Linked DNA regions of Mus musculus: region 2 is linked to region 1. The links are chromatin loops, found by intact Hi-C in ENCODE. Cell type or tissue: left cerebral cortex. All regions are shown on one strand. Links, peaks and the distances in the headings refer to the core of each region. The heading gives the core; the rest is flanking DNA. Region 1 has its middle 190 kb from the start of Gm40548. Region 2 has its middle 72 kb from the start of Gm40548.

Region 1 (16,019 bases), core at 4,522-12,521:
TAAAATGGGGAAAAAGATTTCACCTCTAGTGGGTAAGCCCCCAAAACTAAAGCATACATCATGCTTAGAGCATTCAAGGTACTCACTGTAGTGCATAACTCAATGTAGACACCTAGTAAATGCTATTAAACACTATGAGAATGTCTGTTAGGGCAATGCAAAACTCTAGAAAGTTTGCTATGTTGTTTATGATATTTCTGAAAAAAAAACCAAACCAAACCAAACCAAACCAAACCAAACCAAACCAAACCAATCCAAACCAAATCAAACCAAGGATTAACTTCATGAATGTTTCCTAAAGTCCTCAAGATTCAGTCAATTGGGATAAATGAAGGTATCTAAAGAAGGACTACTCATGAGGTGATGGAATCATATGGAAGAATTTCTTGAGAGTCATAATTGAACTGGTCCTCACAGAATTTAATAGACAGGGAGGAGCGGGGGTGCTAAGGATGGAAAAGTGGGAATTAGATAGTCTGTTTAGCTTGTAAGAGTATTGTAACTAGACCATGTTCCAACATCTTGATACACTGGTTATTTAGCGATACTAAAACAAAACACTACAGACAAAATATCTTACACAACAGAAATTTGTTTTTCCACAGTGCTGGAATTTGAGAAGTCCAAGATTAAGGTGCTTGGTAGTAATGCTTTTTTTCTGAGGCCTTTATCTCGGTTTAAAGAAGTTTATTTCTTCCCATTGTTCTCATATGGCCTTTTCTCTGTATCTTCTTGGTGTTTCTCATAAGGACTCCAGTCTTGCTGGGTTTAGAGTTTACTCTCACAACTTGACTTACCCAGAACTCCCTTTTTAATGGTCTTGTTTGAAAATTTAGTTACAATGAATATTAAGGCTTATATTACTCAGGGTTGTCCAGAGAAATAGAATCAACAAGTTACATCAATACAGATATATGTCAGTTTTTTTTTTATGTTCGTATGAATGTGTACATGTTTCTGTGAGTACATGAACATAGATGTGCATGCTCTAGAGGTCAAACATTGATTTCTAGATGTTTTCTTCAATAGCTTTACATATTATGTTTTTTGGGACAGTCTCTCATTGACCATGAAATTCATTAATTCTGCCAGAATAGCAGATGAGAGAGCCCCAGGGATCCCTTGACTCTGTTTCTTCGATGCTGGGATTACAGGAGTGCATTGTCACACCCAGCTTCTACATGGGTACTGGGGACTGATCTTTGGTCTTTTTGCTTGCACAGCAAGAATGCTGGCAACCATTTTTTTTTCAAAATGGGAATAGACTTATGACATCTGAGAAATCTTATATTGATGGTGTAGTCTAGAGAATCAGTGATGTTAGTGTCACAGCTCAAAGTCCAGAGACCTTTGTGGGTGCTTGAGAACATTTAGAAATGTGAAGAATGAAAAACTTGGAGATCTGATATCTAAGGGCAGGGAAAATTGGGCATTCCAGTTTTAGAAGAGGAAATCAATTTATCCTATGCTTTTTTTTTTTTTAAACCTAAATTAGCAGAGTGGGTGCTGCTCAGGTGAATTGTGCAAAGGCAGTGTGGTTGTTTAAATAAGAATGGCCCCATAGGCACATGTATTTAAAATCTCAGTCCCTATGTAGTGGAACTATTTGGGAAGGGTTAGGGGGTGTAGTCTTATTGCAGTAGGTGTGGTCTTGTTGGAGGAGGTACGTCACAGGCAGTGGATGGGCTTTGAAGTATCAAAAGTCCATGCCAGGCCCAGAGTCACACTATTCCTACTGTCTATGGATCAGGATGAAAAGTTCTCAACTACTGCTTCAGAGTCATACTTGTCTGTTTTTCACCATGATAGTCATGGACTCCCTCTAAAACAGTAAACAAGCTCCAATTAAATGCTTTCTTTTACAATATTTGCTTTGGTAATGTTGTCTCTTCACAGCAATAGAGCAGTAAGAAGGCAAATTTGCCTTAGGCTACTGGATCAATTGCTAGTCTCTGGGATCAAATGCCCTCAAATGTAACCAGAAGTAGTATGTTTCCAGTTATTTGGGTATCCTTTAACTCAAGTGAGGTGACTCCTGAAATTAATCTTCATAGAGTCTCAGTGTATACATTTAGAAGGGAACACATGTAGTTCATCGCAATGATGAATCCAAAAGTGGAAAAACGGGCCTTTGTTGAAACGTGGTGAACTTGGGACCCAAATGCATAGTTTGACTGTCAATTAGTTGTGAGATATTGAATTGGAAACCCTCTAGTAACAATTAAAACTTATGTTTCAAACAGAAACAGTAATACTTTGTAAGAAGTTGTTGAGAGTCAAATCCAGAGCTATTCAGTGCGAAAATACCCACCAGACACTGCAAATCATTATGAGCTTGTCTAGTGCTTATTTTGTGTCTTCAACACTTTCCTTTCTCCTCATACTCCCATTGGTTATTTGCAGAATCCTACTGGAAAGAAGTGGGTCTGATTCCATTATATTGCAAAGATAACAGCAAGCACATTCAGAGCCACTGGCAAGAATGTCTCCTCATCTTACTCTTATAATACCACACAGTAGACATGTGTTCAACAGAAGCTAGCTACAGTGTAGGATCCTAGAGAGACTGAAGCATCTGGCAGACTCCAGCATTGCCCACAGCAGCTAGAGAAGAGTGTGAATAGTTGTTTGTCCCCTTCATAGCTGGATCACTGTGCATCTAAGAGCTATGGCATCACAAAAGTCACGCCCGTGAAGTCTTTAGTATTCATTGGATAAAGCATTCCAAAGACAGGACACAATGGATAACTTTTTTGGGAAGTACATTTGATTCCACAAAGCAGTCTGTTTAAACTTCTATAACTGCATGAAATTCTACCCAGAAGAATGCAATTTTTATTTTTAAAAATACGTGTTGTAGAGCAAAGATCATCTGTAAGTGAAGGATGCCACCCAGAGACCCTTCTTGCCCAGGGTCGGGGTGGAGGTGCATGGAAGAGAAAGGCAAAATGAATGAGTGTTTAAGACTAGAAGCTGTTTGACATACAAAAGAAAGAGGGCAGCGTACAATGCCTTGAATGCAATTTCAGGCCTGCCACTGTCCTTGGAGATTCCCTTGAGCCTCCATGTTGTACAGTTCATCTTCCTCCTACTGCGATCCCTGACAAGTCATTGTTCATGGAAGACACCTCCAGAGTCAACCTTCAGTATTTACAATGGAAATCTACTCTCTGGGAGAGATACATGTAGAATAGAGCACAGCTCTGCTTATTAAAAAGCAAATGCTCTTTTCTGAGAGGGTCAGAAACAGTTCCCCTGTTGGCGGTTTGCACACCAGACCCCTGCCCCTCCCCTGTGCCTCCCCTGTGACTTGCAGAGTTGTTTACTTTATTACATTATTTACATTTTTGGATTGTTCCAGGGATTAATTGTTATTGTGGCCGAGATTTAATTAGCGTAAACTCCAGTCACAGCTTAATATAAATTAAATTGTAAGCCATTTCTCTTTGAGAAATATTACAATTTATTAGTGGGTCCCCAGAACTAATTAGTCTTAGGGATGCATTGCAGAGTTAAGTGCGAGGAAGGTTTGTTTACTAGCGTTTGTAATTATATCCAGCACATTCCTTCTGTCCCTCTAAGCTCTCTGTGTTTACTTGGGCCATTAGCCTGGATGTTGAGAAGACAGTATCTTTGCCAAAGGCCTTAGAAAAGCCTTCATGGGTCACTGAAAGAGAAATTAGCTCCAGTAAGAGAAAATGGAGAAGTAATTGGGAGAGCCTGAGAGAGGGGGGAAATGGTCAAATCACAGCTCAGGAATTAAATTTCTGAAAAAGCAGAGGAAAAAATAAGTGTGCAAAGAGCCTTTAAGTATAAGAAACATGAAGCTACTCTCTCACAAATCTCTAAATAAGCAAAAGGAGCTGTGAAGCATACCCACCTGGGCTAGGGACCAGGAAATGGTAACGCATGCTCTGTGCACAGCCAGATTAATCTTCTGAAAGAAATGCCTAGTCGTGTGATCCCCTTGCCAAAGAATAAACAGAGGCACATAGACCTTGGAGTCAAAGAGTTTGTGTGCATCTTAATTTTTTCCCATTTATCCTGTTTGGCTTTGGGCAATGCACTAATCTCTGCTTTCCTTCCTTTTATTTATAAAGATGTAATGATAGGACCTCCGTCAGGATCATTGAGAGGGTGAGAAGAAGAGGTGTGACACAGCCTGTGGACCTGGGATGAAAATCAACCTTGACTCTGTTGACAGTGGGGTCCACAGCACATGGTCAGCTTTAGTCACAGCAAATCTCCATGTTCTTCAATCCTAATTTACTGTGAACAATTTAAGGGAGGATTTATTTTGGCTCATGGCTTCAGCCCATGGTCATTTGGTCCCATCATAGATGTCTACGCAACACATTGGGAGAGCAAAATAGGACAGAACTCATTATCTCATCATCAGACCCTTTAAAAGCTCACCACCAGTGACCAACTTCCTTCCACTAGGCCTCACTTCCTAAGATGCCATGTAGCTATGAACTTCAGTGACAGTAATACATTGATCAAGTTAGCAGTCTCATGATCCATCAGCTGAAGACCAAGACTCACATACAGGAAATCTTCTTGAGGAATATATCATATGCAAACCATAACAAAGTATTGAAACTCACCAAGTTTGCTACCAGCACGACCCTATGTATCCTGGGCATAAAATGAAAGAATTTGCTGAGATAACTCATTAGTGTGATTCCTATTTAATAATGTTTTTGTTTTATTCGTCCTATTTTAATCTCAGTGCTGTGTGTTTTCATGATACAAAAATCATTAACATGATAATCAAAACATCAACAAAATAAACTATGTTTTCAGGTACTCAAATAGGGGGAGAACACTTATTTCCCCAACTTTTTTTCTGTTTCAATATAATTCTCGACAGCAGACTAATCTATACTAATCTATGTTGTAAGAAAACTCAAATGAAGCAAACAGTTGAAGACTTGGAAGATGCAACTAATCTCCAGTAAACATCTTTCCCCTTGCTTCAAGCCACCTTCATTTTTTCTTAAAAGTATCATAGAGAAATCTTACTAGATAGTATCAACTATGCTCAGTTTTTAGCAGTGATGCTGACCTTTATGGGGAAAATTCAAAGAGAATTTTGTGTCAACATAACACCTTCTTTTAAATAAAACATGGATGACTGCCACTTATAACACGATAGCTTCTGCATTTGTGGAAGACATTAATTTTCAAATCTGTGCCCGACCTTCTCTTCAGAGGTCCACCGCTGCATCAGGTTTGGGAGAGTGATTTCTGAAAAATAGTGTAAATAGCCTGTGTTTTGTAAATTACCTAAATTACTAAATGGGCACTGGCATTTTTGAAGAATTAAATTTACCTTCTGTGACCGAGTGAGCAATTTTCTTTCCACAGGTCATTTCCTTAATCCTAAACTCAGCCCATCTACAATAACACACTTCAAACGTTTCTGATGGGGGAAGAAGTAGGATTTTAAAACTCCAACTTATCAGCCAGCCTTGGGCTTCTTTAACACAGCATTTCAATACATAAATCAGCATATAAGTGCTAAGGTCAGCCCTTGGGGGAGGGCCAGGCAGTGTTTGACAGTATAGCAAAATTAGATCACATACAAATACTGATCCATTTATTTTAGGAAATCTGTTTTACAGGCTTCTTCACAATCCTTAATTTGAAGTAAAATGTAAGAAACAGCTCCTTCAAACTGTGGACTATGAAATGAGCTTAAAAGAGTTGATAGAAACAGTTTCCTGTTTCTCCATCTTTGAGGATTAGCATCTTTGAAATAGTAACTGCTGTCTCTTCACTGACATTCCCTGTTGCCCCCAGCTTTCACAACTTGAGTTTTAGTTAGAAGATATTGTAATGAACATTGTACCTATGTTTAGAGTGCTTGGTACAGGCTCTATTCTAGGAACTTTAGATGATCATGCATGTTACCACTAAAAACCCTCAGTTTCAAGCAAATACTAACAATACTCCTACTTGAGAGCCAAGGTAACAGAGGCACAAAGTACTTCTCTGGCTCCAGATGCTAAGCTTGTTTCAGTATAGTCCAGCTTAATTATCTTAATAGCTTTGAGTCAGTAAGATCTGTAGTAGGGCCTGAAATTTTTACAGTTTAACAAGTTCCCAAGTGATCCTGAGGCTGTGGTATGTATTGCTATGCCTCTGTAAAACCCACCACCCAGAAAAAGGATTTTGATGGCAGAAAACCAGTGAAGCCTTTTAGTGTTTTACATTGCAAAGGTTCCGAAAGTGAAGCCATGGAGGACTGTAGAAAGGATGCACTCACCCCTGCCTGGCACCACTGAAGCCTGCCACAGACAAGGAAAAACTTTTCGAGGTAGAAGGGATGGAACAATTTATAGCAGACACAGGTTTCTGAGATGAACCTGACATTTCTGCACTCCTCCTTAGGAGAGGCAGAGGGTCCAAGCTCCTGAGCAGACCAGTATTTGCATTTGGCTACTCTCTGGCCAATGAGGTGAGTGGAAGGGTTGCAGGGCTCTTTTCCAGTGCTCCACAAAAAGTGTGACAATTTTAATCAATAATACTGCTTAGAGGGAACACTGTTTATGCAAAACAGTCTTTCTAGGTTTGAACACATAAGACTTGCATTTACTGTCAGGCGGTGGCCACAGGAGCTGCAAGGCCCCAGAATTCTTGTTGCTTAGCTTGCTTCAGGAGAGACTGCAGAGATCATCTCTGTAGACAGAACAGACATCATTTCAGAACCTCAGCAAGAGGCCAAAGTAAGAAAAAAAATCTTTCCACTCTGAAAAATCTTTTCAACACTTTGGACCAGGATATGGCTGGAAGAAAGCAATTGTCTTAATGAGAATAGACCTGGAAAAAGGCTGGTCAGGGCTGCAATGCATGAACTGGTGGCTAAAACAATTAGAGAGATAAGAATGTCTCATGGTTGCTGTGTGCCTATCCTTGGCCACTTCTCCCTTTCACTAAGAGCCACAACACCCCTCTTCTGAAATGTAAAGGCTTTCTTAGAGTAAGGGGGTGGGTGACTTACACCCAGTATCTTGAGGGCTTATATAACCAGCTTGTTATTTCTTGTTTGTGAGTTTGGGGGGGAAATCCATTTGTACCACAAATTGATTGCTGTATAGTAATTTAGAGAATGCTGCTGCAGGGGACATCTGTGTCGCACACACTGATGAAGAGACCCAGGGGTAGGTTTAAAGCCAAACCATCAATGAGTCTTATAGAGGTGACCCTCCTAAAAGATGGGTGTTGACAGAAGTCATTGTAGAATTTGGAAAGACCGCTTCTGGACTGTAAAGGAAGTTAGTTTGAAATAGAGCAACCGCATGCTTTAAATTTACAAGGCAGAAATAAAATAGGTGACAGAAAGGAGACAGAAAGGACAAATGTGGCTGTGGAAGGGTTTATAGATGCAATTTGTCTGGGATTCAGACTTTCTTTCCTTGGGAAGCAAAGGGAATTCCAGGGTTATCAGTGCAGAGGAGCAAGGTAATGGGAAGGAACTACCTGGATGAAAGCATCCACCTTGACCTTCAGGGAAGGAGTCACTTGGAGCCTGGGTAGAAACCTAAAAACGCCCATAGGGTTTCAAATATATAAAGCAAACATTGGCCCTGGCATCCCTATAGTGTTCTTCCCTATAAAATGTTAATACCATCACAGCAAACATACCACATTTCGTGTGTCTGTTACCTTTTCCCCCTCTACAAATGACCAGGAATAATTTGTCACGGTGCCAAAAAATCAAGTCTTCATGCTTGAGAACTGCAAAATAATTCAGATGGAAAAGTGATAATAGATGATAAGAACTTTTCATTATATGGAAACATTTTGACTTTTTCTAAAACAATAAATTCAAATTTGTAGTTTTGTCCATCTAGTATGTAAACTTTTAAGAATGAATTTTTTCAGCCTCCTTGAGGAAGTGGATGTGTCACAGTGTGGAAATCCCTATTTTCTTCCCAAACCACTGGACTTTAAGTTTACTAAGAGAAGCAACATACCCAGCCCAAAGTCTATGTTTTAGTGAGTTAGTAATCTCTTTTGTAAGTAGTCACATCATTTGACTAAGTTATGGCTGACAAGGTAAGCATAAGGTGGTACGTTACTTCGAGAAATATCCCTGTAAAGGGAAAACGTAGAAGTTTTAGCAAGTTGTAGTTTGGAGTCTGTACTTTTGTTGGTCTAACGTGAAGTTAGTTTCCTAAAAGTGGAATTTTATGATTGATGAGAAGGATTCATAAAACTTGTAGGGTTACGCGGTTGCTCTCACAGTAGATCAGGTGAGAGGTACAGGGGATCCACATGCACGCAACTTCTGTATAGTCACTTCCCATAAAGCTGTGGGCCACGTCAACACAGTCTGGTTTTGATATGTGATAGTCACATGGAGTGCTAGCCACTAGGGAGGGTCACTTGAACCTTGTTTAGAATTTTTTTCTCCATTAATTAATTTATCCATTTTATATCCCTATTGCTACCTCTGCCTCCATGTCTCTCCTCACACAATCTCTCCTCCTATTGCCCCTCCCCTTCTCTTCTGGGAGGGAGGTCTGCACCATGTCCCCCAACCCTGGCACATCAGCTGTCTAGAATTTTTACTGGAGCCTCATCATGTATTTGCCAAGTGACTGACCAGTAGTTTCCAGTCTCTCTTGTAATTTGAGCTAATACCTATAGCCTTATTTCACATGGAAATCATAGCTGACACATCCTGTGGTCTTCACCTTGAATTACATCGTTAGCTCTTTCATTAATGTCTTAGTTACTATTCTGTGGCCATGCTAAGAAACCATGACCCAGGAAACTTATAGAAGAGTTTACCTGGAGCTTATATTTTATGAGGGTGAGCCCATGACCATCATGATGGGGAGTGTGGCAGCAGGCAAGAAAATACAGATTTGGAGCTGGAACAATAGCAGAGGGATTAGCAGGAAGATAACACAGAACAGAGAGACAACCATGAAGCAGAGAGAGCTAACTGGCGTGATGTGGAGTTTTGAAATCTCAAAGCCCACCCCGAGTCAGGCATCTCTTTGAACAAGGCCACACACATGCCTCCCAATCCTTCCCAAACATTTCCACCAACTGTGGACCAAGCTTTCAAGCATATGGGTGTTATTCTCACTCAAACTACCACAAGTGGCTGTAGCTTCCACTCAAAGACAGACCTATCACATAGAGGACTCCAGAGACTGAGGGACATCCTCCCTGTAGCTGAAGACAAAGACCAAACATTTCTTTGTAAGTTGAATTCTTCACTGTGGAGACTCATGGATTTCTTTGCTTCTTTCTCATCCTACCTAGGCCAGTTTATAGAGGTGAAGCTCTTAGAGTCATCCTCTAGGGGAAAAAATATCCACATCCAAGAGTTGTTGGAATGGTTTGAGTAGGAACCTGCATCAATCGTTGTTGGTTTCATATTGCAGAAGTCACCCACCAGCAAAGACTATTTTATACAAGTGAGAAATGGAAATTTATCTTACTTAAGCCATTTGACTGTTTGTTCTTTGCAATCATTAAATATAATCCGAACTGAAACTGCATGTTCTTGACATCCCAAATTAGAAAGATAATGCCTACACGCTTGCTTTAAAAGTGTGCTTATTTTTAAAACCCTCACTAATTGTATGAGATACATGATTCCAATTTTCAACCTCAAGATCCACATATTTTCTTTCTTTCTTTTTTTTTTTTTTGTGAGAAGTATTTTAGTTGCATTTGGAAAGATGGTTCTTTGTGAAACCAAAAGTTCTGTGTTCAGTCTGAGTGTCTCTAAGTTTTCATCATTTGACTGCTTTAGGTATGCTCTGTTTATGTGAATTTCTACTTTTATCACTGGACTAACATTTCCCATGGTTTTAGTTACTATGCATGTGCGTCATGGCGGCTCCCCTCTCTATCTCATTCCTTGTGACAGGACCTTTTCCTGACAATCATATTCCTCACAGTCACCTCTTGGTGTGCTTGTTCACTCTGTCCCCATCCAACTGGATCTTTCTTGCCCCATCACTCATAAAACCGAGTTACAATAGCTATAATTCTCTTGCAATCAGTCAATTGCTGCAGTTCACAAATGGTTTATTAGACTGTTAACCTCCATTAGCTGAGGAGTTAGGTCATTAGCTGCCTCTGATAACCATTTCTCAAGGTTTATGACTTAAATGATCATTTAAATACCGACGTTTATTCTTTCATGTGGATTGAAACAAAGTTTCAAAAGAACTTAAAACTCAGGGGTAAAATGAGTAATATTCATTAAGAATATCTATAAACTTAGAGCACCAATTTAATTCAGGGACCTGACATTTGTTTTAAAACTTCCAGACTCTGGTGATGTTCATACTCAGTTTCAACCATGCATCAAGATCATATTCTCAGTGACAACAAAGGTTTGTCTTTTGTGGATTAGGGGTGGGCAGGTAAATTGCCTTCCTTTTACTCTCTAATACTATGACGTAAGCTTTGTGTCTTCAAAGGCCTGTGACTTTTTGTTGGGAAGCAATTGTTTACTACAAAGGTGCTCCTCGACTTACGCTGTAATGATTTATCTTGATAAATCAATCATAGATAGAAATACTGTAAAGAGAAAGATGCATTTTATACCCTCCCCTACTGGACATCATTTCTTAGTAATAATACACTCTGTAGAGTACTGCAGGTTTTCCTTTCTTCAGCATTGTGCTCATTACTGACCCATATCACGAGACATTATTATATTGCTGGCATGTGACAAGACTTCCTGTAAAGACACAACAGACATGTCTACTCCTCCCATGTAGGGATCCCAGGCCAGACCAAAAGCATGGGTAACACCACAATCCATGCTGCTGAACCAGTAGGTTTTAATGGGATTGCTTCTAGGGGTATGTGTGAGGAATTATTTACAGGAGTAGAAATGACTCAAAGACACAAAGATCACTCCAGCATGGTGACAGCCCACAAAGGCTGGGAATTTCTAGTGCACTGCATAGATTACAGGCAGCACAACAGTTTGGAGAGCGTCGTTTGTAAGTAACTCAGTTGGTCTAAACCTTTTCCAGGCAGCTGGACAGATTACCGTTTCTTCCAGGCTGCTGGACTGGTCTCAGAGTGTTTTTGCAACTTGACTTGTCTGAGAGGAGCTTTCAGTACCCTTTATTGCTTACACTGGGAGGGAGCTAGTGAACTTTGTCAGTTTCAAGGACTTTCTGAAGCTATTTTGAGTTGTTTGCCTTCTGGCTAAAGGTGATACCTTGTAGAAAAGAATGTTTCAAACTTCGATACAACAATTGGCTATTGCTACCGTAGGAAGAAATTTAAATTTCAAATACTAATTATGGTTTTCACAGAACACATATGGATTTTTCTTTTTTTTAATTTTTTAAATTTTTTAATTTTATTTTTTATTTTTTTTCTTTTCCATTTTTTATTAGGTATTTAGCTCATTTACATTTCCAATGCTATACCAAAAGTACCCCATACCCACCCACCCCCACTCCCCTACCGACCCACTCCCCCTTTTTGGCCTTGGCATTCCCCTGTACTGGGGCATATAAAGTTTGCGTGTCCAATGGGCCTCTCTTTCCAGTGATGGCTGACTAGGCCATCTTTTGATACATATGCAGCTAGAGTCAAGAGCTCCGGGGTACTGGTTAGTTCATAATGTTGTTCCACCTATAGGGTTGCAGTTCCCTTTAGCTCCTTAGGTACTTTCTCTAGCTCCTCCATTGGGAGCCCTGTGATCCATTCAATAGCTGACTGTGAGCATCCACTTCTGTGTTTGCTAGGCCCCGGCATAGTCTCACAAGAGACAGCTATATCTGGGTCCTTTCAATAAAATCTTGCTAGTGTATGCAATGGTGTCAGCGTTTGGATGCTGATTATACATATGGACTTTTCTACTGCTACGTAAAATAAAGTACAATGCCGAACTGAATCCCTGTGAACTAGAGACTATCAATACTTATCAATAATGTTCTATGGCGAGAAGTGAAGTCTAAGCCAGGCATAGGAGTACAGACTTGAAATTACAGTAGTGACTCGGGAGGATGAGGCAGGAACATCTAGAATTCAAGATTTGCTTGGGTTACAGACTTAGTTCAACGTCATCCTGGGAAACATAGTGAGAGTTTATCCTGAAAAAATGTAAAGCAAAAAGAAAAAAAAAAAAAAGCTGGGGATGTGATTTGGAGGGAGATGGCTGCCTAACACTAACAGAAAACAACAAGACAAAGAAAAGAAGACTGGGCAATTCCAAGGGTGAAGAGAACAGTTAAGTCTAACCTCTATTCAGCATGAGTCCTAAAAAGAATAATAAACTGAGATTCCCAAGGTGATCTGACATGGCATTCCACCCCAACCTTACTGGTTCTCTGTCGTCTGGACAATAAAGATTTTGTGGGAGGGGAAGGAGGTGGGTTAGGGTTACTAACTCATGTTGTGCTGGTTTTCATATTTATGCTGTAGATACTAATGTTTTTATTTTTAGATATTTTGAGGATGAAATGAGATAGCACATACAAACAGATGCACGAATGGAGTGAAAGATTAAAAAAAAAAAAGCTGCCTATTTCTGAACTAAAATATGGCCAGAAATAAATGGTTTTAGACTGTGGAAAATTTCTCATCTGCTTATTTTCTCATTTAAATATTTTTAATTGTGTAAACCTTACACAAATTTATAACAGGACTAGAAAATCTACTTTTGTTGTTGAGGAGGACTGCAGTTAAGTTTGTTTTAATTGACTTGGTTCATGTGTGAAAATATATTTATTAAAGGAAGTAAATTATGAATCATTTCTTATTCTTCACTCTGCCTTGCACTGTGCTCCCTAAGCAAGTAGAATAGCTACTTGTCAAATTCCTCAAATAGACAGGGATTAAAGATGAATCTCTTTTTTGTAACTCCCTCCCTGGATGATATGCTTAGCAAGTACATTTATTTATTTGTCTATTATTGTTAGGCCATGAACAGTATATTTCTTCTTGTATCCATTGCAATTACTAGCGTTATGCCTTGACTATAATGCAGCTTTACCCCCCGCCCCAAGCAATATGATATAATACTAAGTCGATTTCTTATTCTTGCTGGAACAATAGTTAGAAATCTGTGATGTGGTAGAAATTTTAGGGATGCTGGAATAAGTAGATCAGTGAGTGTACCTTTGAAGATTATGCCTATCTTTCTTTTTCTCTGATTCTTGTCCACCAAGAATTGAGTGGCTGCTATGTATTCCTAAAGATATGATGTTCTCCCTCACCAAGACCCAGACTCCACAGAATCAAGGCCTATCGACTGAGCTTCTTCAAACCACAAACCCAGATAAGCAACTCTTCCCTCCACTTGATTTTCTTTGTAATTTTGGGCATCACAATAAAATCTGACTCCTTTGACTTCTATTTTACATCTGTGATGGTTTCAGATTCATGTGGGCTTCATATATTGAGGTGGGTATATTTCTGGACAATTTTGCTTCTTAATATTTTAGGGGAGCAGTTTCACCTTGAAGCCTTATGCATCTAAGCAAAGTAGGTGACTTAGATTTTTACAGATTTTTTTTTCATGTATGAATTGGAGGACAATGTGTAAGCCTTTATATGTCAGAGCTAAAAGTATATGCCCTTTTGTAATAGGCCACTTTGCTGCAGAAACTAATTGAAAATGAATTAAAGTTTGATTTATCAGATGTAGTCACAGTCTAAAGAACTGAGTTAAATTTAAAAATGTCATTATTCATTTCAAATATTCAATGTCCATCCAGATCACCTCTTCACTGCCCACAAGACTTTACTTTAAAGTGAATGCCAATTTATTCAATATTCTCTGAGATGGGAAGAAGTTTTGATTGCTGAAAAGGCTGGGAACTGTTGTATAGGCATAAATTTTTCTCAGCCTACTTTAATAAGGGTTCAACTTCTCCTCTCGCCACCATCCACCAGAAGTAGTGGAAAAGTTATTAGGACACAGGGGAAGTAGAGTTGTTTAGAAATAGTTCTTTGGGCACAAGTCCAATCTTCATTATCAGGATATTAGCAGTTTAGTCTAGTAGCAAACATCCAATAGAAATCAGCAGCTGGAGTCCAGTTTTCTTGGCAGACAAAACACAGAAACCAGTAGCTGTAGTCCATTCCACTTGGCAGACACCACACAGGAACCAGCATGAGCAGTTCAATCCAGAAGAAAGCCCAAGGCTAGCCAATGGCCAACAGGCCCGAGGCTGCCATGGAAGCATCAGGAAGCCACAGGAACCTCACAAGAAGTTCTCTGGTGAACATATCTCTATAGCATCACCACAAGCAGAGCTCAGCAATGCAATGTAAGGAGAAACAATACATGCATGTCATTGGTGATGACTAGCGAGGTGGAGCAAAGCAAACCAGTACTTGAGCTCCCACTGTCTGTGGGGTCATATTTGTATTCTTTCTGAACATCATGTGTCCTTTCACATGTTTGCTATAGCAACACATCCTTTCACCTGTGTGTCCCAGCAAAACATCATTTGACATAACTGACTTTCCAAAGAAACTAGAAGTTTAAACTTCATTATTGGGTTCTGTATTACTGTAGTGAAAAATACAACAGTCATTAGTATCCTTTTTAAAACAATGGGGCAAAAAATGTACACTAAAAGTCACATGCTTACTATTATTTTTATAGTGAATGCTTTCTGGATTTAACTATCTGTGGGATATTTTCAACTGATTACACAGTAACATTTGTTAGACTAAATCATGGCATCCTAGTCCCTGGCACTGAGGACATATTAATTACTAATTTGGGGTATACGGCAGATGTGATTCAGTTACAGGTGTGGAAATGTGGAGGTTATACTTAGTTAACTGGCTAAGCCCAGTGTGATCACAGGAGTCTCTCAGAGTGGAAATGATGTTCAGAAAGCAGAGAGAAGAAAAATCATATGAAGTAAATGATTTGAAGGCAGTATATGTAAAATACGCGCATGCACACACAGACACACACACACAGACACACACACACAGACACACAGACACACACACACACAGACACAGACACACAGACACACACACACACAGACACACACACACAGACACACACACACAGACACACAGACACATACACACACACACACACACACACACACACACACACACACACACACACATTTGAGATGTTCTTGTCTCCGAGAATAGAGAAAGAGACCACAAGACAAACCAGAGTGGAGAAATAGGTGAAAATTAATTCTCTGTGATCAACGCTAAAGTAAATAAATTGCACTTCTCACATTTATGGCTTAGAAAATAAAATTCAAATATTTAAAATCCCAGTTGCCAAAATGAATAACAATAATTACAGGAAGTCAGATATATATGCTCATCCTAATTACCATGTTTTTGCTTTTGCAATATAATTAGCCTTACATTATTATTATTTTTAAATGTGAAGGAAGGACTTTCCCAGCTGGTTTTGGGCCTTTCATGTTCTGATGATAATTATATCTTCTAGGCAACACTGTCCAGAATCTGAGAAAAGGAGGATTAGATGCCGAGTCGCTTGCACTGAGAAGGGGATCCAAGGACAGATTTGCTGACATCGGCTCTCAAGGCCTTTGTTAGCTACTGAGCTGGCAGAGGAAAAACAAAATACCCTGTATTGTGTTTGTCATGGGCAGGGATGACTGGCCGTGCTGGCATGTGCTTTCCCAAGTGTGTGCTATACTTTCTCAACCCTGGTACAGGTTAAAGCTTAATATCGAGGGCAATGACACCCTAAGTGGTTATTGAACAGAAGGCTATGGATCTCTCCACCATGATTACCAATCCTTCATTGTCAGCTAGAGTTTATGGTTGGTCTCAATATTGTTCTAAACTAAATACATAAAGAGCCACCACTGTCTCAGGCAGATCATTGACAAGACTACAGAGAGGCAATGAAGGGGCTTGCTATAGCATAACTCTGGCTATAAAGGAACAGCAATGGTCCACTTTTATTAAGAAAGAAGCCAATTGCACAGTATGCCACTATGGGACATCCTTTTTGATCACAGTCTGAGAGCAATTAGGATGGGTTGCAAACTCTAGGA
Region 2 (16,019 bases), core at 2,846-10,845, 120 kb before region 1:
TGCTCTAAGAGGCACCGCACATCATTGGTTCCAGAGAAAATTTTGAGTCTGTTCAGCGACTCCTTCCTGCTGCTTCTCTTTCCTCTCCTTCTTTCTTTTCTTTCTTCCTTTCTTTCTTTCTTTCTTTCTTTCTTTCTTTCTTTCTTTCTTTCTTTCTTTCTTTCTTTCACTTAACCTCTATAATTGATCAAACTTCTCATTCTATTTCCAACATACACTGCACATCTATGCATTCATATCAGTCTTCACGGTGATGAACACCCTACCTATCATCTTTGGGAAGGAAGGGTTGCTTTGGGCTCACAGTGTCAGAGCACAGTCTGTCATCGCAAGGCTGTCATGGTGAAGGGAACCCCGGGAGGCATAGAATGTTGACTGTCTCTCCTCAGCTTGCTGGTTGCTTTCTATGCAGCTCAGGGCTTCAGCCCATGGAATGGAGCCTCTTACATTTAGGGCGAGTCTTCCCACCTCGGCTAACTTAATGCAGAGAATCTCTCCCGTGCAGAAGCTTGCCCAGAAACTTGGATCTTTCGGTTCTTTCTAGATGGTCAATGATCACCCATGGATGTGCCTTTCTTTTTCTATACTTTTTTTTTTGTCTCTGCTCACAATTCTTTCCTGTCCCAACTAAAAACTAAAACAAACAAACAAACAAACCCACAAAAGTTCCAGACTAGTTTCTAGTCTGTTTACTTTTATATGTTTAGTACCTACAGTGATGAACGGTGTCAAAGAAGCTTTACAAATGAGTTGAATTAATGGACAAATTATGAATTTATTTCACATCTCCCAAACAATATTTAATAAAAATATTAGATGTTCTGTGATGGCAGAAATGATAGGTGAGTTATTACACAATACTGATTTTTCTCTGGATCACATATTCTTATGTGGAGAAATGATTCCACACTGACAAGGAAATTTGCATTCTGAGGAAAAAATATTGAAAACACAGTGATTTTGGTTCATTTCCATATTTAGTTAGCCCCTGCTGACTATGGACGTTTATTTAAGCTTTTTTCTTTGACACTGCACTAAATACAGTTTGTCTGCGATGTGTCTCCCTTTTTGCATATAGCCTGTGGAAAAAAAATTTTTTTTTTGGCCTGGCCATTTCTCTTCTTCCATTTTTCAATAATTATCTGGCACACATCAATGACTAAATGCTAATGCTACTGTGTTACTGTTACCAGGTGTCATGTTAACAGCTTTGAGTCAATTATAATTGTTAATTGAAGCTAAATATATTTAATTATATAATTTTGAGCTATCCATGCTTAATTCCACCAAAATTAAATGTGTCCTAGAAACTGGAACACCATGAAAAGACAACTGACAATGAGAAGATACAGTAGGAACAAAGCCATTTTCTGTACTAATTCATATGCTGTATCCTATAAGAATATGATATGCTAAGTGTGAATTTTATTTTTTTTTACCACAGCAAGATCAGCTCAATGCACTCCAAATACATGCATACACCCCCCCACACACCCACACACATACACACACACACACACACACACGTACTTCATACATGTGATATATACCTTAAAAAATATGAAGAGAGTTTGAATCATGTGCCTTGAAGATTCCCTAGTATCTTTGTAAGTTTCAAATGCGTACATATACACACACCTAAATGTATGCCTTTCTAATTGTTTATTAATGATTGTGTATAGAATTACTGATATATAAATTTAAGTAACTTAACAGTAAAAGGTTTCAGTATAAGTGAGTTTGTGTCTCTATAAAATGGTAACAGGCTACTGACCAAGATGAGCACAACATAACCCAAGTTTTATCTCTCAGTTGAAATAATTAAAAAGAAAATATTCTAACTACTTTTGTAGTAGTTGGGCAATTGTTCTGTACTTCTTCTCAACTAAGGAAATAAATGAAACTTAATGAGAGTCAGAAAGCAATCAAATTTAACCTGTTCAAAAGCCTTTGGAATTATTCTGTAATCTAGGAATGAATCACTAAGAAATTAATTTCACTGACTATTTTAGAATTTTTCTTCCACAGAAGATCTACCATTGCACGACATTGGTGTGGGAATTATGGAACATTGCTAATTACAACGTGTGCTCCCTGACTCTGGTGTCTTCAGCCTCATTGGCTGGTGTGGTGGCCTCAGGACTTTGAAGTGACAGAGGCTAAAGCTTCAGTTTCAGAATTCACTTCTCCTGGCTCCTTGGCAACCTCACCTTTATCTAAGCTTCCTTACTCGCATCACCTTGGGCCCTTGGCTCCTGATTCTGTGCTTTCAAGCTTCATCTGCCTCACTCAGGGTTGCTATTGAGGTTTTGCTTCAACTGGGTCTTGCTATGGTTGGGATATTGGTATTTTTGGAGAAGATCATGGGTTAAAGGCTTTGGTCTATAAGGGATACTGTAGAGGTTAGAGAACCTGCAGTCAGCAGGGTTTTTATAAGGACATTAGGTCATGGTGACCGTGTCTTTAAGGTAAGGATGTGGGACCCTGGTCTTTCTTCTCTTATTTTGCTTCATTGTATGTGCGGTAAAATAGCTGTGCTCCTGAAGCTCCCAGCCTGCTGTGCTACCTGCACCTTGACCTTGGAGTGTAACCTCTAGAACCCTGAGCTACAATAAAGCTTTTCTCTTTGTAAGTTGTTTTAAGTGTTTCATTATAGAAATGGGAAACTAGTAGATACAGGTTCTTTCCTCCAGTTCATTGCCTTTTGGTTTCTCTTCTTTGTATTTGATTTAACAATATGTATTGTAGTGGGCAAAAGACCCTCTTTTAGATAGCACAAGAATTTGAGGAAATATTTGCCAGATATATATCTGGCAGAGAACTAATATCTAAAATATACCAATGATTCAAAAAAAATACAGCAAAAATAAAACAAAACTCAACCAACCATTTGAGTCAATTAAGTGGACAGTTCACAAATGAAGAAATATAAATGGACAATACATATAAAAAATTTCAACCTCATTAAACCATCAGAGATAGAAAACTGTCTTGAGATACCACACAACAAGTGCTCACTCAGATAGCACAAAGGAGACTTTTATATCCTGCTGGTGGGAATAAAAATGAGTTCTACCATTGTGGAAATTGGTATGGAAGTTTATAGAAAAATCTAGAAAAAGGGACCATCGTAGTATCTCAGTAGCAACGATGCCTGACACCATGCTTGATAACCTGAATTTTATTACTGGCATCCATATAAGTAAAAGGAAGGAGAGAAGAAGTTCCCATAAGTTGTCCTCTGACCTACACACATGCCATGGCAAACACACACACACACACACACACACACACACACACACACACACACACACTAACACACACACAGAGACATGGTCATACATGCGCACATAAAAATAAATCAAAAATGTAAAATAAAAAAGCCCTAGAAATAGATCTACCATAAGACACAGCTATACCACTACTGAGTATTTACTTGGTACAGTCCAAGTCAGAATATCACAGAAATACTTGAATATCAATGCTTATTGCAATACTATCCACAAGAGCTAATTATGAAACCAACCTATGTATATATGTTTGTGTACATATAATCCTAGTTACAGTTCTTGTTGTTGTGAAGAGACACCATGACCAAGGCAACTTTTTTTTTAAATGTTTTTTTTTTATTACGTATTTTCCTCAATTACATTTCAAGGCAACTTTTACAAAGGACAACATTTAATTGGGCTGGCTTACAGTTTAAGAGACTTAGTCCATTGCCATGGCAGGAAGCATGGCAGTGTCTAGGCAGACATGGTGCTGGAGAAGGAGCTGAGAATTCTACATCTTGATCTAAAGGCAGCCAGAAGGAGTCTCTTGCATACTGGGCAGAACTTGAGCACTAGGAGATCTCAAAGCCCACCTACACAGTGATATACTTCCTCCAACAAAGCCCACCCATTCCAAGCTATAAAAAGATGAAGTTATGTCATTTGTAAGAAAATTGTTACAACTGGGGATAACCGTATTAAACATTTTAAGCCAGACTAGAAAGACAATTATCATATGTTTTTTTTCTCATCCATGATGTCTAGATTTTTATGTGCTAACATAAAATCATGTATGTGTATATTAAATTAAAATTGAAATGAAATTGTCTAGGAGGACAGAGGCAATTAACAAGTGAGGGGGATGTATCTAAGAAGGGAGTATATGTTCAATATAAAATATATACTTGTAAGAATAAATGAGAGGGAAAAAAATCAATGATTTCCATGCTTCAAGATAAACCCTCATCTCTAAAGAAGAAAAATTACATACGGAGTGAGTGATTAAACTAAGATTAAATTAATAACAAAGAATGTCTGGATTTGTGCTTTGATGTATGTGACATTCTGCTCTGGTCTGTGTCACTTGCTATTGTTAACATTTGTCATGTCAATCAATCAGAGATAATTGTGCAATGGCCAACACCATCCTTTTTCTCCAGCAAATTTAATTCTGTAACTATTAATAACCTTTGTCTCTCTTTTACTTTTTTATCCTGCCTTCCTGTGCTGTTTCTTTCCCAATATTTTGATGATTGATGCTGACATGCTGCCTTGATAGTAGAAGATGCTAAGAAATTAAACAGTATCACTGGTATCAGTTTGAAGAAATAGGGAATTATGTCCACAGCTGTGCCCATTATGTAGACTACACTATGAACTATAAAAATTATTTTCTGGGGGAGAAATAAAAAGAAAGCTTTCTTAGGGCCTCAATCTGAACATTAACCATTGATTATTTAAGAAACAGTTTTATTGATGAGGATAGTAAAATGATCAAATATTTCATGACAAGTCATGGTATTATATTTGGCCAGGATTTCAACGGTTCACATTTGGAATTTTAAATTAACACCTGAAATTATGCTTGTAGAAGCCTCATTTCTGCAGAGTCAGAGAGGTTGGATGTAAAGGCCAATTGCTGAATGAGGGCTTTCCTCTTAGTGATACATTTCTCTCTGTCCTGTGATCTGCTCTCATTTAATGGATACAGTGTAAGAAGGAAACCCATCTTCATGGCAGCATGCTACTGAATGCAAGACAGAAAAATGCCAGCAAAAGATACCTTAAATTTCATGATGATATCTGATGACTGGGTAAAACTGTCTATCAGAATATTACTTTTTTTCTTTTATTTCCCTCCTCCTCCTCTTTTTCTTCTTCCTCCTCCTCCTCGTCCCCCTCCTTCCCCCCTATTCTTCTTCTACAGAATTGTGAATATGTTAAACTTCAAATTCAAATAAGAGGGGAGAGTTCTTATTTCTATTAGGATAAGTGACTTTAGAAAAATTTCTTATCTATCTAGTATGTATGTATGTATGTATGTATGTATGTATGTATGTATGTATTATGTATGTATCTCTATCTACCGTGTGTGTGTGTGTGTGTGTGTGTGTGTGTGTTACTGTGCACAATGTTTCTTTCACTTTATCTGGCATGTATGGGGAAGTTGGAAACCAAATCTCTTCCTAACATGCCCATGTGTGGGACCTGGGGATCAAACACAGGTTTTATGGCAAGGTTTGGTGGCAAGTACCTTTACTTGCTGAGCCATATGACTGGCACAACTTTTAAAAATAAAACATGTGTGATCTTAGAAAATTTACTTACAAGCTGGAGAGATGGCTCAGTGTCTAAGAGCACTGACTGTTCTTCCAGAGGCCCTGAGTTCAATTCCCAGCAACCACAGCGTGGCTCATAACCATTTGTAATGAGATCTGATGCTCTCTTCTGGTGTGTGTGAAGACAGCTACAGTGTACTGTACATACATACATACACATACATACAATAAATAAATCTTTAAAAAAAAAAGAAAAGAAAATTTACTTATCTTCATAAACCCCACCCTTCTGGTCTTCAGAGAAAAAGTAGCTAGAGACTAAATAATGTATATAGTCTGTAATCACAACTGTTATTGCTAATGAGTTTGGCCCAATTTATTTTGGGAAGGTAGGTAGCAGAAGCCAAACAAAATATCTATGTGTAAATTTTAAAAATTAATTTTAATTGCAATAAAATCACATTGTTAGCCACCACCAATTCCTCCTATGTCCCCTCCCTCCAACCTTTCCCCTGTTCATCCTCTGTCTCCCTCCCAAAATGATGATCTCTTTTTCTTTGATTATTACTGAGCTATTGAGATCTGAGCTAGGAAGATGGATGAATGGTAAAGTGCTTAGTAGCTATGTATGGGGTTCTTAATTGTCAACTTGATATAATCCAGTCTCACCTGGAAGAAAGATATCTGAGGATGTCTTTGAGGAAATAAGATTTCCATAACTGAATTGGGAAGATTCATCCACTGTAGGTGGCACCATTTTTTATGAAGAGGATTCTGAGCTGTGTAAGAGTGGACAGAGTGAGCACAGGCATGGATACATGGATCTATTCATTTCTGCTTCTAGACCATGGATGCATTAAGACCAGTTTTGTTGGGCTCTCCCTAGCAAGATTTCTCCATGATGGACCATAACCTGGAACTATGAGTTAATTTAAGCCCTTTCTCTCTTACATTGCTTTTGTCAGGATATTTTACGACAGCAAAAGAAACAAAACCAAGACAGTATGCAAACAGAAAGATGTACGTTCGGGTCCTCAGTACCCATTTCAAAAAGCCCAGTGTGGCAGTGGCAGCGAGTTCTAACTATAGCACTGGGAAGGGGAGAAAGGGTGATCTCAAAGGCCAAGCAGGCTAGCTGACTGCTGAGTTGGAGGTTTAGTGTGAGACTCTCAGAAATTAATGTTGAGAGCAATAGAGGAAAAATCCTGATATCAATTCCTGGCCTTCATAAGTTCCCATATATATATGACACCCATTCCCATGTACACACACACACACACACACACACACACACACACACACACACACAAAGCTAGGTGTGGTGGTGCATGCTAGGAATTCCAAAACGTGGGGAAGCTTCCTTCAATCATGAGATTAAGTCATTTATGAGAATATGTCCTTTTCATCCTAATACCTCCCATTAGCCCCTACTTCCTGATACAATGGTCCTGAGAATCACGTTTCCCTTCAGTAAATTCAGGAGCACATTTAGGCATAGCAGGTGTCACCATTCATGCTGACCAGGTTTGGAGCAAATATATGTCTGGATTTAGGGTGCATTTAAATTGTCCAAATCCCCCCTGTGGTCAACCATTATTTCCCAAGGGAAAAATAGCCTTTTTTTTTCTTTTTTTTTAAGAATAAGGATGAATAGATCCTGGCAAGAATTAATAATAGAAGGCAATTATTAATTATTTATGATAGGTGATGCGGACTGTTTGATTAATATATATATAATATATATGTGTGTATATATGTGTGTGTGTGTATTGCTATCAAATCATCAAAATAATTCACTTTGCAGATGATGAAGTTGTTTCAGAGAAAAGCAGCTTTCTGAGGGTCATAGGAAGCAGTAAGTGGCACAGCCTCTGGATTCACAGGCAAGTGTCCCTTGACAGTGAGCAACTGAATGATGGTCAGAAGCCCAGATCCTCAAAATGGATGCCCATTGCTTGAATCTCAAACAAACACCCATAGTGGGATGTGAAATAAGATTTTCGTTTGTCCTTACTCAGGAAGATGGTTAAAAGGCAGACCTTCCCTCTGCTTGACGGGCTGATTTACATCTCCGTGATTGCTTCATCACCGATTCTGCATTAAATACAGAGGTGTGACTAAATAATTCTGTCTTCCAGCATAAATTAAGAAAACGAATATACTTAGAACTCTGTTTCCCTCTCCATTTTTCTCTCTTCCTTATCAGCATAACCCCGCTCCCCCAAGTGACCACCTACGCACCGTCTGTGGTACCGTTCCTTGTTCTTTCCAAATCTTCTCGGCTGCTTAAAATCATCTTCTCTTACAGAGCTGGGATGCAATCACCGAAAAGGATGACATTGCTTTTCAGTAAACAAGCAGGGATTTATATAACCCTTGAAGTGAGATGGTGCAAATATGTATTTTAGTAACATTTTCTCACACAACACTGGTGATAGTAGTTCTTTAAACAGTAAGCATAGCTTCAAAATAAAGAGGCAAAACTGTTAAACTTTGCTGAAAAGAGGCAGCTATTGTTTGTTTTGCTGGCCTTTCTCTCACGTACCTTTTAAAATATAATTTCTTCTCTTTAGTATATCATCTTGCTTTTCTAAAAAGCGACAATTTTACCTACCTTTGTAAAGATTAAGAGAAACTAGAGTGTAGTATATTTCAATCTCTGGATGTCTAAGTATGTTAAAACATAAGATATGGAGAAAGCAGAAAGTGGGAGCTTTCCTCCTTGTCTTGATCAGAAGTGTGCTTGGGAGACAATACTTAGCGGAGAGATAGGTGAATGGGAAAAAGGATCTTTGTTCTAGAACGTGTGATGTCTGGGAGCAAAGCATAGCCCGCTTCATTCTTCTGATCCATGCACGCAAAACAAAGGCCTCATTTATGTCAGCAGGTGGTTATATAACCGCATCAGTGAAACGTGGTATAGCACACTGTGCTGGCCTTTCCATTTGCAAATCGGCCAATATTCTCAGGCAGAGTGGCTAAAGGGAAACATCAGTGATTCAGGCAGATGTTGTCTTCACCATTGGCTGTCAATATGGAGGAAATTTGGCTAAGAAGTGGATGAATTCCCTTAGTACTTCGTTAACCAATATTGTAATCTGGGAAGGGGCAAATCTATCTGTGATAAATGTAAAAATAGTTGCGATTTTAAAGAAAACATGAATTCTACTAAGGTTGACATGGTAGCTGAGACGATGAATACAGACTTTAGAAAATGGTTAGTTTTAATCAGAGTATCTCCCAGCCAAAAATTTTGACTTTCTGAACATATTAGGTTTGTTTCAGTTGCTTCTTTTGGATAGGAAGTTGGAAGTTTTGAATGTCACTTTGCATTTTTTATTTTAACTTCAAACGGTTTTAATATTCTGTTGCCAACTTCTCCAATGATATATCAGCTCTTGGTTTGTATCTGTAGCCATTTAAAATTTAAATCACATTAGATCGCAGTGAAATAATCACAATTTTAAATTAAATTAAATTTTAATTTTAAATTAAATTGAGTTTCAATTTGAAAGGAAATTAAATCTTTATTTCAAATTAGGTCCAATTTTCAGTTATTTTAATTAAGGTAAGATATAATTACATTAAGTATTTAAATTAAATTAAGAATTTAAGCACAAATGCAAATGCATCTTAAAGAATGAAAAATAACCTTGGGCCAGCAAGATGGCTCAGGATGTAAAGGGGCTTGCTGCCGTGCCCAACAAGCTAAGTCAGGTTCTTGGACACTCTTGGTGGAAGGGGAGAACCAATTCAGACAAGTTTCCTCCAACCTCCACGAGTGTAGAGTGGCATGTGTGTTTGTGTGTGTGCACATGTGTGTGCACTGGTGCACGTATACATACCAGTTAAATGAATATATAAAATACAAATACAAACACAAATTGTCTAAACACACAGGAAATAAAAAATATTTTGCTAATAGGAGACAATTTGTATATATGTTTATTAAAATGCTGAATCTAAGAGGGCCAACTAGCTTGGAGTATGTCAAGAAAGGACAGCTGTTCAGAATACTTTCTGAAGGTAGATTGCATGAACAGCATATCTGATGTTCCTCAGCTATAAATCAGAAAATACAAAGGAAGACTTGTACATGGCAACAGAACGCTTATTACTCACTATTTGATAAGACACAGGTAAAGGTAAAATGAGTTTTAAAATTAGTAGAAATTCCCATCATGGATAGTGACACTTCTGCTTTGAAAAACAATGATTTATTAACAGAGCAAACCTCAACTTCCTTTTAAGGTCTTAAAATATTCCTTTCAATTTTCATCTTCCTCAATGTCTGTAGCTATACAAATAACTTTCATTAGCTCAGAAAATTCAAAATGGAAGCAGTTAGACATTTAGGAAATTGAACTGAGTTTCAGACACTATCACCTCCTGTGATTTGCTCAGATTGGTAAGCCTCAGCTTGCATATCTGAGTGTCTGTCCCTCATTTTTTCAGCTGAATTTTGCTTATGTTGTCATGTGTGTCCACCTTCATCAATGAACTTATAGCCTGACACACAGTTCAATAACTGTGCCAATGCCATTCTACTTTATGTCAGCTGTTGTGAGGTGCTTTGACTAGTTATATCATTTTATCATGATATCTAGTTAATGATAGAGGAATAAATGAGGAGACAGATGTTCAGACAAGCAGCTTGTGAAGGAAGAGACACAGGTAGCAACTAGGTTGATAAGCTTCAAGCCTTCACTCATAACTCTGGAGGTAAGTTTCTTCATGGTTGTACTACGACTACCCATGTGTGAACTGAATCTCTGTCAATACAAATGAACCAGTTCTCTTTTTAGTTGGATGAACACGCACACACACACACACACACACACACACACACAAATACATGCACACACACTACATTTGCATTTTTATTTTGGAACTAAAATTTCAAATAGAAGATATTTTCAAGAGGCTACTGCTCATGAATGCAGGAGCTTCTTTCACTGATTATGCAGAGCATGTTAGGATGAGAAAAGAGGAAAATAAAGTCAGCAATGTAGTCTGATGATCAGCTTGCAAGAAAAGAGAAGAGAACGAAACAGCATTTTCCAGCGAAGATAGCTAGCTACCTGAGTGAAACACATGTACGTTTTGGTTCACAGCAACAGTGGTGTGGACTATTCTGAAATCAAGAGACACTCCCGGAACTCTTTGGGAAAAAACCTCTTTGAAGCTGTACCTGGAAATACAGCCATGGTGCTTTACTATTCGCAGCAGTTTGTGATACCAATCTTATCTGTGGTTTGCCGCTGGTATGAAGTTAATCTATTCTCTCTAGGAAAGCGGTCTTGTGCAATGAGAAATACTGATCAGCCTACCCCCAAAGTAACTGTTTTTCAACACATACTTGAAACATTTTATATAGTTGTAGTATATTTCATACACTGATGGACAAACACTTTTAAAAATAACACCGGGGCAATCGAGCCAGTGTGCTGCTCTTGCAGAGGATCCAGATTTGATGCCTAGTACCCTGTCAGGTAGCTTACAACTGCATGTAACTTCATCTCTAGGGGGATCTGATACCTCTGGCTTCTGTGGACACTGGCACTCATGTGCACATACCCACAGACAGACATCACACACAGACACATAATTCAAAGTAATAAAATAAACTTTCTAAAATTCATTACCATCCCTGTCTTTTGGGATTGAGAGTCAAACATGAAATTAGCATAAATATGATTAGTACAACGTAAGATATAAGAGGTCACGATACTGACAAGGGAGTGATACCACAACGTTCATTAAGAGTTTATAATAGACATTTTCAGAACTTTACATGTTTAGTGTCATTTTATTTGTATGCTATCCTTGACGGTAGTTCTTCTTAAACTGAGTTAAAATAAGAAAACTATGGAGTTTTTAAACAACGTTTAAAATGAACACAGTCCATCAGTCACTTCTCTGTTGCTGAGGTTAAAAACCATGTCCGAGGTAAATTCTAGAATGAGGAGTGGCTCCAGAGGGTTAGGATCTAAGAGGGTGGGGACAGCAGGTGACAGGTGGCAGGCATGGTGGCTGAAACAGAAGCTGAGACACTGTGGCCAAAAAGAAGCTAAATTCCTTGACACATCAGAGTTAGTGAGTGGTGCTAAAGCCAGACCAGAGGCATGCTGCTCCTCCCACGCCTTGCCAATGAAGCTTCAGTCCACGAGTGTCCTTACTGCCAAGCGATTTTCCTTTCTGTTAGATGTGTGCTCCTAAACACCATTTCCTTTGTGCATATCAAATTCAGAATCCTCCAAATACTTAAAAGAAAAAAAAAACCCAGCGCGAAGTCTCTATTCCTCTGCCTGATTGGCAAGTGCTTTATGATTTTGGAGCTTTATCATTTCAACATAATTTCTTACTGTTTCTCAGGCTGATGGGTTTATCTGAGTCCTGACAATCTTTGCTCTGCCAACCCCTTCCTAGGCCTCAGTTGAACTTGGCCATCATTCAGGCAAGAGGGATCGACCGGTGAGGATGGTATGGAGTTTTGAGGTCAAATTTAAAAAATTTTTAATTTAATTTATTATTAATATTTTTACGTATTCAGTTTACATCCTACTCACTTATTCCCTTCCTGGCCACCCCTCCCATCTTCCCCTATCCCCCAACCCCAACTTCTTCTCTGAGTGGGTGGGTGCTCCTCTGGGTATCCCTCCACCCTGGCACTTTAAGTCTCTGTGAGGCTAGGTACCTTCTCTCCCACTGAGGCCAGTCAAGGCAGCCCAGCTAGCAGAATATATTTGAATTTTTTTCCTCTGTTAGTTCCTCTCTTCCTTGATGGCCTCCACTCTACATCTTTGTATTTGCTTATTTGAATATATGTGTTACTTATACTGTGAGTTATACTTTTATTCTCTCTCAAATATTATGTAAACATGTATATATAACTTTTTCTGTTTTAATTATAGTATTGACTCTAAACATATTTGTCTGTCTATGATGCTCTATGTCTATTTACTTAACTATCTAGTTCTCATTTATCTAGCTCTCTCTATAAATATCTATGTCTTAGTTAGGGTTTTTCTGCTGTGAACGCATACCATGACCAAGGCAAGTCTTGTAAAGCACAATATTTAGTTGGTGCTGGCTTACAGGTTCAGAGGTTCAGTCCGTTATCATCAAGGTGTGACCATGGCAGCATCTAGGCAGGCATGGTGCAGGAGAAGCTGAGAGTTCTACAACTTCATCTGAAGGCTGCTAGCAAAATACTTGCTAACAGGCAGATGGGTTGAAGGTTTTAAGACCACGCCCACAGTGACACACCTACTCCAACAAGGCCACACCTCCTAATCGTGCCACTCCCTGGCTCAAGCATAAACAAACCATCACATTCCACTCCCTGGCCCCCATAGGCCTATTCAAACACATGAGTCTATGGGGGCCATAGCTAACCACAGCATAATAAAAAAGTACATTTAGTCCAACATCGAAAGTGCCTATAGTCTATAGCAATCTCAACAATGTTAAAAGTTCAAAGTCTCTCCTGAGATCCAGCCAATCACTTAACCATAATTGCCAAATCAAGACAGGAAACAAGCTGGGCAAGCTTGAAACTCTGCATCTCAATGTCTGATGCCAAAGGGGTCTTCAGATCTCCAACTCTTTTTTTATCTTTGTTGACTGCAACGAACTTCTTTTCCTGGCCTGGTTCCACTCCCTGCAAGCAGCATTCCTTAGCAGATATCCTATGGCTCTGGCATCTTGAAAATCTTGGGGTTTCCAAGGCAATTTCAGTGTTCCAACTTCTTGTTTCAATGTGGTCCACACATAATCTTCTGGGCTCCTCCAAAGGACTAGGGTCACTTACTCTAAGCTCAGGTTGAACCACTCTATTGCCACGGCTGTTCTTGGTGATCATCCTATGGTACTGGCATCTCCAATAAACTGGGGTCTTCTACTTCAGCTAGGCTTTATCAATAGCATCTCATAGGCTCTCTTCATGGTGCCAAGCCTCAAATCCTTTTCATGACCTCTGTGTTCCTGGGCTGTCAGCTGCAATTGATACTGCACCTTCACAGATGGCCTTCCATAGCCTCTCACAGTGCTGAGCCTCAGCCTCTCTTCATGACCCCTTCGTGCCTTCAAAACCAGCGCCACCTAGGTGACTCTTACACATTACCAAGCTCAGCCCCAGCATGAGGTACAACCTTTGCTATCTCTGTAACACAGCTTCTTTGTACTCTCAGAAAACACTTCCCAGAAGATTTCACCTCAGTGATGTTGGTCTCTTTTTAATCACCACTGATTTCATAGCTCCAGATAATCAGCATCAGTTGTCCCAATAGTCCCATCTATTTGAGACTCTAATACCAGAGCCATGTGGCCAAAGCAGCCAATTTCTGCTGCTTGCTGGAGCTGGAACATGGCCCCTTGTTCTATTTCATTATCATCAGCTTTCTGTTTCCTAACTCCTTCACTGTCTAAACTTGGCTTTCCTGGATATTGCTTTGTAGATTGACCTTGAACTCAGAGATCTGCATGGCTCTGTCTCCTAGGATTAAAGGTGTGTATCACCATGTCTAGATCCAAATTTAGCTGGTTAGAATCTTGCCCCAAACTCTCATTTCCTTAAATCAATTTAATATCTTTGAACACAGGATTCATCTTCACTTCACTTCCTGGTGCTTCTTTAATACTGAAACCATATATTATATATTTTCCTTTTTTAAAGCTTGTTATGCTTATTCAAAATGTTCTTCATGAGGCTTAACCAGAGAACAAAGTCTATGATGGGAGTTTTTGAGACTATCTTTGTCAATACAATTAATCTGAGTTTTTCACCTTAGCCTCAGGCAGACTCTTCAGACAAGGGCAAAAAGCAGCCACATTCTTCACCAAAATACTACAAAAACAGTTTTTAGGCCACATATTGAAATTCTACACTGAAATTTCTTGGGCTAGGTATTCCTACTAGGATAGCCCTTTAAGCCCTATTTTAAAGCATTCCACTGCTTTCCAAATCCAACGTTCCAAAATCCACATTCTTCCAAACAAAATCATGGTCAGGCTTATCACAGCAATGCCTCTGTCCCTGGTACCAACTTGTGTCTTAGGGTTTTACTGCTGTGAGCAGATACCATAACCAAGTCAAGTTTTACAAAGGACAACATTTAATTGGGGCTGGCTTACAGGTTCAGAGGTTCAGTCCATTATCTCGTCAAGGTGGGAGCATGGTAGCATCAAGGAGGGTTGGGAGCAGGCAGAGCTGAGAGTTCTACACCTTCATCTGAAGGCTGTTAGTGGAAGACTGGCTTCTAGACAGATAGGATGCCCATCTATCTGCCTTTATCTAGCCTTTATACCCATCCATTATCTGTATCCATCCATCCATCCATCCATCCATCCATCCATCCATCCATCTGTCCATCCATCCATCCATCCATTCATCCATCCATCCATCTGTCCATCCATCCATTCATCCATTTCCTATGTATCTAGCTTTTATAGCCAATGATTTGTTTATTTATCCATTTATCATTTATTCGTCTATCTATTTATCCATCTATCTATGATCTATCTATATAATCATCATCATCATCATCATTGTCATCATCATCTATCTATCTATCTTTCAAATTACCATAACTGGTCTGGAATAAAATTCTTATTTTTCTTTAAACTGTAAGCAAAATTTAGCATAAAACTTTATATTAAACATTTTATTAAAAATGTACTGACTGGTGCTTTATGGATTCTAGTTTAAAATGCAACATTACATAAAATCATAAGAAAAATTATATCCTGGTCTTTAAGTGGTCCCATCTGGTTGGGAATTTATGTCAGTCTGGAGTCTTGTTAAAAATTGATCTGAAGGAAACCAAAAAAAATTCTCTTTTCTTACTTTACTCTCAGAAGACCAACACAATATTTTAAAGCCAAATACTTACAAATTTCTCGTTAATCATCAGTGCTGTGGACCCAGAGAAAAATCAAGACAGCTGCTCATTGTCATGGAAGCTTATAGGTCATAAATCTGGCAAGTTTCGATGGTAGCCAAATGCAGTTTTATAGGGCAGGTATGGAAATTTCCCTCAAGTTCAGAATGTAAGACATCGTGCAATTTTCATGGTTACTATGAAGTATGAGCTGATTGAATTAGATGACTCTAAGTATAAACTTTAGACACAATTTAAAAGAAGTGTGGGGAGGGTTCATGTACCATTTGTGGCAAAGTAATTGATTTCATAGTGGAAATGAAAGATTTCAAAAATGATGTTTGAAGGATTTTGTCTGCAGACTACCTTCTTAAATAGTGGTGTGCCCCTAAAGACACAACTAGGTCAATTATTTGTATAGGCATTTATCCCTCTCTTTTTCTGCTAGTGACTTTCTTCTGATCATTTATCTTTCTTACTTTGAGAAGCAACAATGCACATCTTGCTGAGAACATCCTTAGCCTCAGTCTATAGTAATAATCCCATTAAACACTAAATATTCCACAACTGTAATTTCTTTATATAGG

What was found. Hi-C counts contacts between places; a loop is a spot of excess contacts. Peaks named below come from ENCODE experiments on the same cell type or tissue, not always from the same donor. Only the 100,000 strongest peaks of a DNase experiment are listed, where the experiment ranks them.
Region 2: it touches region 1 in a loop (15-fold over the local background); 4 of 42 quality-filtered maps call a loop at or near these places.

The regions. Positions count from the first base shown.
Region 1 is chr12:92,183,390-92,199,408 of GRCm38, forward strand. No RefSeq gene overlaps it. Among named protein-coding and RNA genes, the nearest start is that of Gm40548, 190 kb to the left of the region's middle. In left cerebral cortex, for the core only: no CTCF peak of the experiment used is centred there; DNase peaks (open chromatin) are centred at 5,818, 7,021, 9,443 and 9,802; H3K27ac peaks cover 1,353 bases.
Region 2 is chr12:92,065,618-92,081,636 of GRCm38, forward strand. No RefSeq gene overlaps it. Among named protein-coding and RNA genes, the nearest start is that of Gm40548, 72 kb to the left of the region's middle. In left cerebral cortex, for the core only: no CTCF peak of the experiment used is centred there; DNase peaks (open chromatin) are centred at 3,837, 7,778 and 8,313; H3K27ac peaks cover 1,437 bases.